Linked DNA regions of Mus musculus: region 2 is linked to region 1. Evidence: chromatin loops called from intact Hi-C (ENCODE). Cell type or tissue: gastrocnemius. All regions are shown on one strand. Each heading gives the region's core, and the rest is flanking DNA. Links, peaks and the distances in the headings are about the cores only.

What was found. A loop is a pair of places that touch in the nucleus more often than their neighbours do. Peaks named below come from ENCODE experiments on the same cell type or tissue, not always from the same donor. Only the 100,000 strongest peaks of a DNase experiment are listed, where the experiment ranks them.
Region 2: a loop joins it to region 1, with 10 times the contacts of the local background. A loop is called at or near these places in 15 of 42 quality-filtered maps.

What each region holds. Positions count from the first base shown.
Region 1 is chr17:34,651,456-34,657,043 of GRCm38, reverse strand. It overlaps Atf6b (activating transcription factor 6 beta), which reads right to left. Exons shown (of 18, transcript NM_017406.4): 10 at 5,297-5,482; 11 at 5,123-5,214; 12 at 4,217-4,396; 13 at 3,948-4,055; 14 at 3,749-3,830; 15 at 3,472-3,542; 16 at 3,229-3,340; 17 at 3,039-3,123; 18 at 1,970-2,573. The coding sequence ends at 2,347. Among named protein-coding and RNA genes, the nearest start is that of Atf6b, 7.1 kb to the right of the region's middle. In gastrocnemius, for the core only: CTCF peaks have their summits at 1,131 (motif pointing left) and 2,968 (motif pointing left); DNase peaks (open chromatin) are centred at 1,321, 2,516 and 3,013; H3K4me3 peaks cover 1,152 bases; H3K27ac peaks cover 2,670 bases.
Region 2 is chr17:34,710,220-34,715,146 of GRCm38, reverse strand. Tnxb (tenascin XB) reads right to left here. Exons shown (of 33, transcript NM_031176.2): 17 at 3,390-3,713; 18 at 1,950-2,237; 19 at 1,357-1,635; 20 at 276-557. Among named protein-coding and RNA genes, the nearest start is that of Gm24389, 25 kb to the right of the region's middle. In gastrocnemius, for the core only: a CTCF peak has its summit at 1,913 (motif pointing right); a DNase peak (open chromatin) is centred at 1,935.

The DNA of each region.
Region 1 (5,588 bases), core at 620-4,619:
GGTCTGGGGCCTTCAAACTCTCAGCCTAGAGACATGGGTGTGGGGAGACGGGAGGAGGAGGGGAGGACATTTCTATCTCGTGACAAAAGAAAGTCACACAATTGTTTTGTTCTCTGCTCTGGAGCGGGTGGGCGCCTGTATTTACCAGAGGGACTGAGGTCGCTGTGGCAACCACACATCTGGGCCCCGGGATCCAGATGTGCTGTATCCAGAAGCCATAGCAGAATGATGAGGCAAACACTGGGCTCCCCAGTCCTGGCCCCCACAGCCAGGGAGAGGACTAAGCTTGGAGTGAGGCGCAGGGAGGGAGGGAAGCATGGAGGGAGAGAGAAGAGGCGGTGGGACAGAGTGAGGGGGTCTGACTGTGGTGTGAACAGAAGAGGGGACAGAACGGAGACCACTGCACACAGCCAGCGGGAAGAGATGTGAAGACCAAGGAGCAGGACAAGGCAGAGGAAGGGTAAACTGTGAAGAGACACAGAGAGAGAACTAAGCAGCCAACAGAGTGGTGGGCAGAGGGTGAAGACCCCCAACTATGACCCCAGAGCTGACCAGGAAGCAGTGGGCCTGAGGCAGGAAGGGGCTGCTTAGGTGCCAGAGTGACAGCGGGCTGGCATGCTGAGGGGGCACCACAGAGCAGACTGGACAGAAGGGAGCCTGTACTGGCCTGCAGGGCAACAGACAAGCCCGTTTGCACCTGTGACCCTGCAACCCCATCTCCGCGTCTCTCCTTGGCCCCCATGATGCCCCTCCCCCATGTCTGAGGGTCCCAGTCTTCCACCACTTGGAAGTGCAAGGGAACCATCCCAGAGTCCTCAGTGTGGGGTGCCAGCTCTTGGAGCACCTTCTCAAATGGGTCGGGGACGTGATGGGTACAAGGTGAAGCAGACCCAGGACGGAGGCAGTGCCTAATAGTCCTGTCCAAGGACCAAGTTTCCCAGTACCACCCTCGGAAGTCAGGAGGAGGGTCACATCTTACAGAGGACGAGCCCAAGGTGTTTAAGGACATCAGCTAGTACAGGGCCGTGAAGCAGCCCAGGACCAGGCCATCTGCTTCCCTTACTCCCTGGATAAGGTGCTCAGGGATCCTGGGACAGGAAGTGGCTGTGGACCAGAGCTGCCCTCTGGAGGGAGGAGAGGCTGAGTTCCTGGGAGCCCTAGTTCCAGGTTGCCATAGTTCCCCAGTCTGTTTTCACCCCAAACACAGTAGGGATGGGTGAAGAGAGGAGGGGAAAGCCTGGCTGGACACGTGAGGTTCTTCCTCCCTCCTTCAGGGCTGGGCTTAGAGCCAGGCAGCCCCTGTCCAGTCATCTGGGCTCGGAGCCCAGGTCCAGCTCACACCCTCCAGCTGACCCGGGCCACTCCTGTAGGGTCAGGCCTAAGGCACTGCTGCAATGGGAGTGACTGCAGGGGACTCGCAGCCAGGCAGACTGGGGCCCTCATCTGGATCTGGTCCCTTTCCTCCCACTCGGAGCTCACGGCCCTATCTGCCTGAGCCACTGTCTCCATCCATCTGGGCCTCCCTCAGGTCTGTCTTCCTCAGTTCAGGGCCTAGAGGATGTCCTGTAATGTGCCCCCTTCTTCACCTCCCTACCAGGCCCCCTCCGCTGTGACCCCGCCTTCCTGGGCTTCAAGCCCTCTGGCCCCCACGCCTGTTGTTTGTGTGGACAGCTCATCCTGGAAAGCCAGGGGGGACCTGCAGCAGAGCAAGGGCTGGAGCTGCTGCACCCCATCAAGGGCGTGGGGCCCCTGTCCTGTCCTTCCTGTTTACTCAGACACATTCCGGTGAGATGTTCTATCTGCTGTCACGCCACAGACAGCTAGACAGACATGCCCTAGAGTTGCTGGGCTGGGACAGGGGGGACGGGGACATGAGGTCTGGCTCCTTCTCACCCCACCACGCCATCCTCAGTGCTGCTTCCTTTGATGCTGGCCCTATACACGTCACACACTAGGAAGGTGGCCGCCGTTCCTTTACACCCCTCCACGTTGTTTATTTAATAATAATAAAAAAAAGATACGCACACACATAAACTGACTTCTGCCACCCACAACCATCCCTTGTCCCACCTGGGGACCTAGTCCCACCTTGACTCCCAAACAGATAAAGGAGAGAATGAAGAGGATATGGGGGAAACCCTCACGAGGTACCCTCGGGGAAAGAGGACTGGGAGTGCAGGAATGAGAGGAGCCCTATATTTCTGGAAAGAGTGAGAAGAGAGGTGAACCACCCACCCTAGTCCCACTAAGTGCTTAACCCCCACACCCCGTCTTCCTTTACAATTGCCCCCGAGCCCCAGGATCAGGTTCCCTAACCCGGTTCTAAGTCACTGTGAGGTGAGGATGTCAGGGGTGATTGAGGTAGAGGGGCTGGGAGGCCTGATGGGCAGGACTAGCTGCGGAGCCTGGCAAGGGGCCACCTGTGGTATTGCCCGGGGATGGGGACGGCTGCTTCCGGAGCGAGGGGGGCACCGTAGAGGTCTTGATGTGAATCACCCTGGTGTCCATGACCTCACACTCGATCTGCATCATCTCCTCATAGTCCCCTGGGGGGCCCCGGCCTGACACGGTCTCTGTGTGAAGGAGAGAGGGAAGCGGGGAAGGGGAGGCAGACAGTGGTGGGTGGGGTGAGATGAGGAAGATGGTTAGAAAGTTGGGAAGAGGAGGAGGGCAGAGGCAGCCCACAGGCCGAGTGAGGCGGGCAGAGGGCTGGCGTAGGAAGGTAAGTGACAACAAGTAAGGGGCACATGGGACAGGAGGTCAAGAAAGAAAAGCCTAGCCGCCACCTATCAGAGCAGCTTTGGTCTGGTTGAGAAAGGATCTCACTGTGCAACCCAGACTCCCCATCTTCCCATCTCAGACTCCTGAGCCCTCAATGCTCAATTGCAGGCCCTTGTCTCCCCACTTTTTCTTCCCCTTGGTTCCAAGTCCCTCCTCGCACTTTTTCCCTTAGCGCCCCCTGCTGGTTCTCTATGAGAACTCCCTCCTTCCTCAGTTTTAGATTTCAGAACCCTCTCCATAGCCAGAGGGAGAATTACCATTGGGGGCCATGGCTGGCATCACCAGCGACATCTTGGGCCTGGATGTCTTGTTGTGGCTGATGGCTGGGAGCAGCAGGTGGTCCTAGGAGCAGAAGGGCCATGCTGGATGGCAGGGGAAGACACACTGACAGGTTCCCCAGCTGGGGACCCAGGGTGACAGGCACATGACAGGGGGAGGGGAGCTCACCCTTCGGAAGGAGACAACATAGAAGGTATCCTCCCTCCGGTCAATTGCGTCTAGAAACTCCGGCTGCGAGCGGCCGGGGTGGCGGTAGAGCTGCAGCTGGCCCACGGGGTCCCTAGGCAGGTGAGAACAGACTCAGGAAGCCTGGTGGAAAGGGTGACAGATTCCTCCGGAACAACAGCAGTGTCCTCCTGGGGTACAGCTCTCTCTAGTGACCTCACTTACGAGTGCTTACCCAGCACTTACCTTTCAGGGGGTCCTGGAGGTTGGGTGGGGACAGGTTTCACTGGAGGAGACTTCTTCCGTAGCTGAGACTTCTGGAAGGAGAAGTATCTAAAGATTTGAAGAGGGTAAAGGGAGGAGGGAAAAAGAGAGGCGGTCCCTGGAAGCTGGTGCCATCTCACACCCACTCCTCCATGTCCCCCAAGAACCCTTGAAATCTCTCTAAAATGTCCACCTGGAATCCCCAGGACAGTAGCTTTGTCTTGCTCTCACCTTCCTTGGCCCGCCCACTGGCTCCTACCTGTCTCTCCTGGGCCCTGTGAGGTATCTTCCGTCGACCTCTCTGGTGACGTTGGACCCAGCCACTCAGCTCATCAGCAAGCCTAGGGAGACAGACCACCAGCTCTAAGGAAGGCCAAAATGTATGCCCCATGCCCACAAGCAGGCATGAGAAGGCAGGGGAGCTGGCACTTCCACACAGAAGGACAGACTATGCACACCTCAGAGACTCAGTTCGGTTGAAATGGCGACAGTCTGAGGAGAGGAAGAGCTGGTCCAGGTCTCTCAGCAGCAGCTCCTTGGCTCCCCCGGGGAAGGCCGTCAGGTTTCTGAAGTGAAGCAGAGGAGGCAATGACCAGAGAGAGACTGCCCAGCACAGGACACCATCAAACCCCCGGGCCAAGAGCAACTTTGGCTCTACACCCTGCAAGGGCAGGCTTTAGGAAGATGACTCCTTCCTTCTTACAGGAGGGGTCTTTCTGCTTCTCACCTGAAGCTGGGCCTGCCTGCAGAGCTGGGCTGCTGCTCCCCGGGGCTCTGGGCGGCTTCCCGAAGGGGTTCCATGCCATGAGCTGGCCCTGGTTCTGAGAAGCCCAGCAGGTGCCTCTGGGGTCGAGGTTCCTCCCTGCTCATCCGAGGAGACATGGGAGCTGGAGGCGGCTCGCTGATGCTGTGGGCAGGGAAGCGGGGAGGGAAAGAATTCTGGCTTTCTCAGCTGTCTGGTGCAGTGCGAGTCAGGACTCTGCAGACTGAGGAAGGTATAACCTGTTCCACATGGCTGCATCTCCCTTCAGTGAGTGGGGAGTAGAGAGGATGCCAATCTCACAGGTCCAGGAAATAGGAAAGGAGAACGAGGACTCTAAGGCCTCATAGCCAGGGAGCCTGTGAGCCACTTACACGGGTGTGTCGGGGCAGGGGTTTGTGTGTACTTATGTACACATATGTACATGTGCATACAAAAGTCACTGCTCAGCACGACCCACCCTCTTCCTTTATTTGACACTGTCTCTCAGCAGCCTGCCATTCATCAAGGGCCAATGAGCCCCGGGGACCTGCCTGGCTCTGTCTTCCCATTGCTGTCCATGCTACCACATCCAGTCTTTTCAAAATTCAGGTTCAGGGATCAAATGTATGTCCTGGTGGTGGGGTGCCAAGCACCTGGCCCACTCCTGGGGTCAGTTCTCATTAACACTATCGCCACCCCCCACCCACCATGCACCTCCTCCGAGGGAAACAGTACACACTAGCAATGGCTGATGGAAACAGCATCTGGGCTGCAGGGGCGGGAATGCTTGTGTAAGTGGAACACAGTGCCCGGGGCTGAGCAGACAACTGAGCAGCTCATCTGTGAGGCTCAGCTCCATCCAGGGCTGCAGGGAGGTGGTGAGGGGCTCACCTCACAGGCCCAAAGTTGAAGGCAATGAAGAGAAGGAAGACCATGATGCAGACAACCTTCCTGTTTCCAGACCCCAGCTTGAGCCCGCTGTTCTGCAGGCAGAGGAAGACAGGAGGTGAGTGTGGTCTCGGGCCTGCCTTCCCAGCCCTCTCTCCAAGGGTAGCACAGGCTGACCTCTGCCAGCAGGGCCTCCAGCCGCCGCCGGAGGGCAGCGTTCTCCCTGCGCAGCTGCTGGTTGTCGGCCAGCACAGCCTGCAGCCGGGCCTCCAGGCCTTGCAGGTACTCTTTCTTCTTGCGGCGGGACTGGCAGGCCGACTCTCGATTCTTGATCATCCGCTGCTGCCGCTTCAACAGCTTTGCCTTGCACCAGTGAGGTTGAGAATGAAGATGAGTTAGAGAGATCATGCCCCAGCCCCAGGGACTCACTGCCAGCTCACGGCCACTCTCCTACCTCCCTCCTAGTCCT
Region 2 (4,927 bases), core at 79-4,078, 59 kb before region 1:
GCAAGCCTACATTGTGAGGAGCTAAAGTTGCTCCAACAGGGCGGTGGGAAGCAGCCCTTGAGGGGATGGCTGGGCTTGAGAGAGAAAGCAGGGAATCCTCAAGGCCTTTCCTTCCTGCTTGGCCTGGCTTCTCCTGTTCTTTCAAATGACTGATTAACACCTGGGGTGGGGTGGGCACAAACTCTCCCTTCTCTGGCTCTGGCCAGGCCTCTCCCCCTCCCTCCTGTCCACTCCAGTCAGTTCCGTGGTCTTCAGACCAGGCAGGACAGCCTCACCTGTCACTCCCAAGGCAGAGATGGGTCCCAGGCGCTTCCCTCCAGTGAGCCCATAGAGCAGGAACTTGTATTTCCTGCCTGGCTGTAGACCCTCTATGGTGACCTCTCGCTGGTCTGCAGCCAAGGACACCGTCTGGAGCTGCCCATCCCTGTCCTTGTACTGGACCAGGAAGGAGTCAAAGGGACCCTGGGCCACAGACCAAGAGAGGTGCATGGAGTCAGAGGTCTCCTCTGTCACTGACAGTTCACCGAGGCGGGGCTGTGGTGTCTTCTCCACGGGAGCTGAGAGGAGGGTAGGAAGATTCAGTTCACAGTCTTCAGAGGAAAGCAAGGATACATGTGTAGCCTTGGGGACAGACACCCAGCCCGTAGATGACAGACAATGCTTGGAAGAGCTAGTGTAATGAGGGTTTGGTGGGGCAGAATTATGGTATCTGAGGGCTCCAGGCCCTGAAGTCTGCTTGGGTGAATCACGGACCTGGGAGTTGGGTCATGGGCCCACCCTACCCCTTCCTTGGTGCTGAGTCATGGGCACAAAAGTACCAGAATTTTCCATAGACTTTCTGCAGCCAAGGCCTCCCTTTCTATCTCCTGACTTAGGGTTGGGAAGAAGGAAGACAGTGGGATACTTGTCACATGGGGAGCAGTGGGCTGTGGGTCACACAGGGAGCTCTGGGCTGAGTGTCACACAGGGAAGACAGTGGGCTGTAAGTCACACAGGGAGCAATGCAGGTCACACAGGGTGCAGTGGGCTGCAGGTTACACAGTGAGCAGTGGGCTGCAGGTCAGACAGGGGAGGAGGTAGGTAGTGATGCACAGCAGGTGGCCTACCCATACCATGTGGCTAGTAAGGACTGGCCTGGTCTTTGATCCCAGGTTAGCCAAGCCTAAAAGCTGCTTTCCCTTGGCAGCAGAAGTGGAAGGAAACAGTGTGAACAAAATGCTGAGGTCCTGCCCAGCCCAGGAACAGAGATTTGCCTTTGCTGAAAAGACCTTTAGTCCCAGACTGAAGACAAGATTAGTCCCTGGAAGGCCCTGGGGATGGGAGCTTCACAAGGCGGGAGGCAGGCCCTCTGCTCACCCGTGGTGCCCTCCACGGAGACAGGCCCCAGCCGTTTGAGGCCTATGAGGCCGAAGAGCAGGAACCTGTATTTTCTATTGGGCTCCAGGCTGGAGATGGTGACCTCACGTTGGTCTGCTGCTGCAGGCACGACCTGGACCTGCCCTCCCCTGTTCTTGTACTGGACTAAGAAAGAGTCGAATTCACCCTCAGGAACAGTCCAGGAGAGACCCACGGAGTTTTGGGTCGTGTCTGTCACGGTGAGCTCCCCAAGACGAGGAAGCAGCTTTGCATCAGAGACTGGAGAGGAGAGGAGACTGCTTAGAGAGTGTAGAGCAGTTGCAGGGGTGACGGGCTCTGGTTTGGGTCCTCTGGTTTTGGTGGGTTATTGGGCAGGGGTAGGGGTAAAAGAGCCTCCAGCAAAGGAGGCAAGTGTGCCTTCCTCATTCTGAAGACAGTAAGGAGAAGGACCAGAGGGAGGTATGAATTTGGGTAGATCTGACAAAGAAATGGGTCAGCAAAGGTTTGGAATGTGGGACACTGAAATGTGAAATTCCAACAGTTGCCACAAGGGTGCAGCGGTGGACGGGGGCTGATGCCAGGCCCTCACTCACCAGTCTTTGCTTCTGTGGAGACAGGGCCATGGCGCTTCCCATCCTTGAGTCCAAAGAGTAGAAACTTGTACTTTCGGGCTGGCTCCAAACCTGAGACGGTGACCTCACCCAGGTCTCCACTCACAGGCACCATCTGGGGCTGCCCCTGTGTGTCCTTGTACTGGACCAGGAAGGAGTCGAAGGGGCCCTGGGCCACAGTCCAGGACAGGTGCACTGTACTGGAAGTCACTTCTACTGCAGCCAGCTCTCCCAGGCGGGGCTCTATGGGGGGCTCTGTGGTCAGAGAGGCTGCAAGAGAGTATATGAGACTGAGGAATGGGGACCAGGCAGTCCCTAGGCTGCAAAGCAGCTTCTCAGGGCCTCTTCTAACTCTCTACCCAACCCCAGCCATGGACGCCCCGCAACTGCTGCAGGCGGCTCACACTTAGGAGAATCTCCCAAGTGTGTTTAGCACAGAGTTCTCAGCCTGTGGGTCAAGACCCCTTGAAAAACTAAAATATTATACCTCCAAAGCATCTTTGCCTTTAAAATAACAAACCTCCAAAAATATTTGCATTATGATTCATGACAATAGCGAGGTTAGCCACGTGGTGGTGGCACATGCCTTTAATCCCAACACTCAGGAGGCAGAGGCAGGAAGAAGATCTCTGTGAGATCGAGGCTAGCCTGGTCTACAAAGAGAAAGAGTGCCAGGACAGCTAAAGTTATACAGAAAACCTTGTCTCAAAAACAAACAAACAAACAAAACAAGCAAGCAAAAACAAAACAAAACAAAAACAGTAGTTGGGGTCACCATGACATGAAGAACTATATTAAAGGGTCACAAAGAGGGCTCAGTGGTTCAGAGCACAAGCTGCTCTTCCAGAGGTCCTGAGTTCAATTCTGAGCAACCATATGGTGGACCACAACCATCTGTAATGGGGTCTGATGCCCTCTTCTGGCATGCAGGCATACATGCAAATAGAGCACTTGCATGCATTAAATAAATAAGTTCTTAAAGAAGTTTTAAGGGTCACCCCATTAGGAAGGTTGAGAATCACTGGTTTAGCAGGTGTCACCATGAATGTCCCTCTGCTGCAGGAGCAGACACGACATGCGAAAAGCTTTATAAAACCCCACATAGTCCAGTTGGAGGCAGACCAGGACCCAAATGCAGAGCATTTGACGAGTCACCAGATACCCAGAGAGACAGCTAGGAATGAAGGAATGTGGGACTTAGTGGTGCTCTGGAGTGAGGGAGGAAGGCTGTATGGGGAAGGACAGGGGACAAGAACAGCTCTGAGGGCAGCCACACCGACCCATATTCTAGGTGAGGGGATCAGAAGCTTAGTGTCTGACACCAGAGGGACAGCTTGGAAGAAAGGGAGAGGGAAGGACAGGGCAGACAGGAAGGAGGAAAGATAGGGTCTTGAGAAGAAGCAGGTCTCAGTTTTCACTCACCAGTCACACCCACAGTCGACACGGGACCCACACGACGCCCCTCATGGAGCCCATACAGGTTCATCTTGTACTTGCGCCCAGGATCCAGGTCTCTCACGATGACCTCCCTCTCCTGGCCCCCGACACGCATCACCTGGGGCCGCCCATCACTGTCCTTGTACTGGACAGTGAAGGAATCAAAGTCTCCCTGGGGAACGGTCCAGGAGAGGCTCAGAGAGTCTGGGGACGATCCTGTCACTGTCAGCTCTCCCAGGAGTGGCTCCTCAGTGGGCTCTGGGGCCTCTATGCTGGGCTCTGTGGGGCTGGGGGGCTCTTCCACTGCAGCTGAAAAGGCGACAGAGAGGTTAGCAGGGTCTCCAGCAGATGTCCCTGACTCTTGAGAAGATGAAAGATGCTAAGGCTACCAGATGGGTCCCGATGTCATTTCAGAGAAGCCCTCTTTGAGTCCAGTGGCCCTGTTTACCTGATCAACATGCTCAAGCTTTTCTGGGTGTGTGAGTTTGTGTGACCTGATGCAACCTGAGCAGCTACCAGCACAGCAACGGCTTCTGTGGAAGCCCTTGCCCAGGGAGATAGGCCCACCACAGGAGGGACACACAGGCTACACCCTCAGCTACAGCAGCTCTGTTACTGAACACTTCAGTCACTATTGACCTATCAATTCCAGCTCATCTAACCTGAAGTCACTCCCCATTGAGTCCTCCACCCTGTGAGGATCCCACAGTCCACTCACTTGTCACCCCAACAGTAGACACGGGGCCAAAACGCTGACCACTGTGGATGCCATACAGGTTCATCTTGTACTTGTGGTCTGGCTCCAGGCCAGAGATGGTGACCTGGTCCTCATGCCCTGGCACCCGCACCACCTTGGGCTGCCCATCCCCGTTCTTGTACTGGATCACGAATTGCTCAAACTGCCCCTCAGGGACTGTCCAAGAGAGGCTCAGGGAATCAGACGTGGCATCTGTCACAGTCAGCTCTCCCAGGTGTGGCTTCTTAGGAGGGGGCTCAGGAGTTGTGGTGGGCACCACCTGTGTGGTCAGAGCTTCCTTCTCTGGAGATGGACACACACACACACACCACATTAGCTCTTCTCTGATCTTGGAATATAAAGAAGCATTTATAAACAATACGAGCAGCAGTGACTCCACCACATCTCCTCTGTCTTTCCAGACTTCCATTCCTAGAACACACCCAAATTTCTGCCAACACCCATGTGACTTCTCTCTCTCCATTCCTTATCTTTTTTGAACATGCTCCACATAGCCACTACCCTGTCTCCCCTGAACTGGCTCTCCTTGATGGACTTTCTTGCTGGGCTCAGATCTTTGCCCTGACCACGTTTAGAAACTTCTTTACTCACCAGTCATGCCCACGGTGGACACGGGGCCCACGCGACGCCCCTCATGGAGTCCATACAGGTTCATCTTGTACTTGCGCCCAGGATCCAGGTCTCTCACGATGACCTCCCTCTCCTGGCCCCCGACACGCATCACCTGGGGCCGCCCATCACTGTCCTTGTATTGGACAGTGAAGGA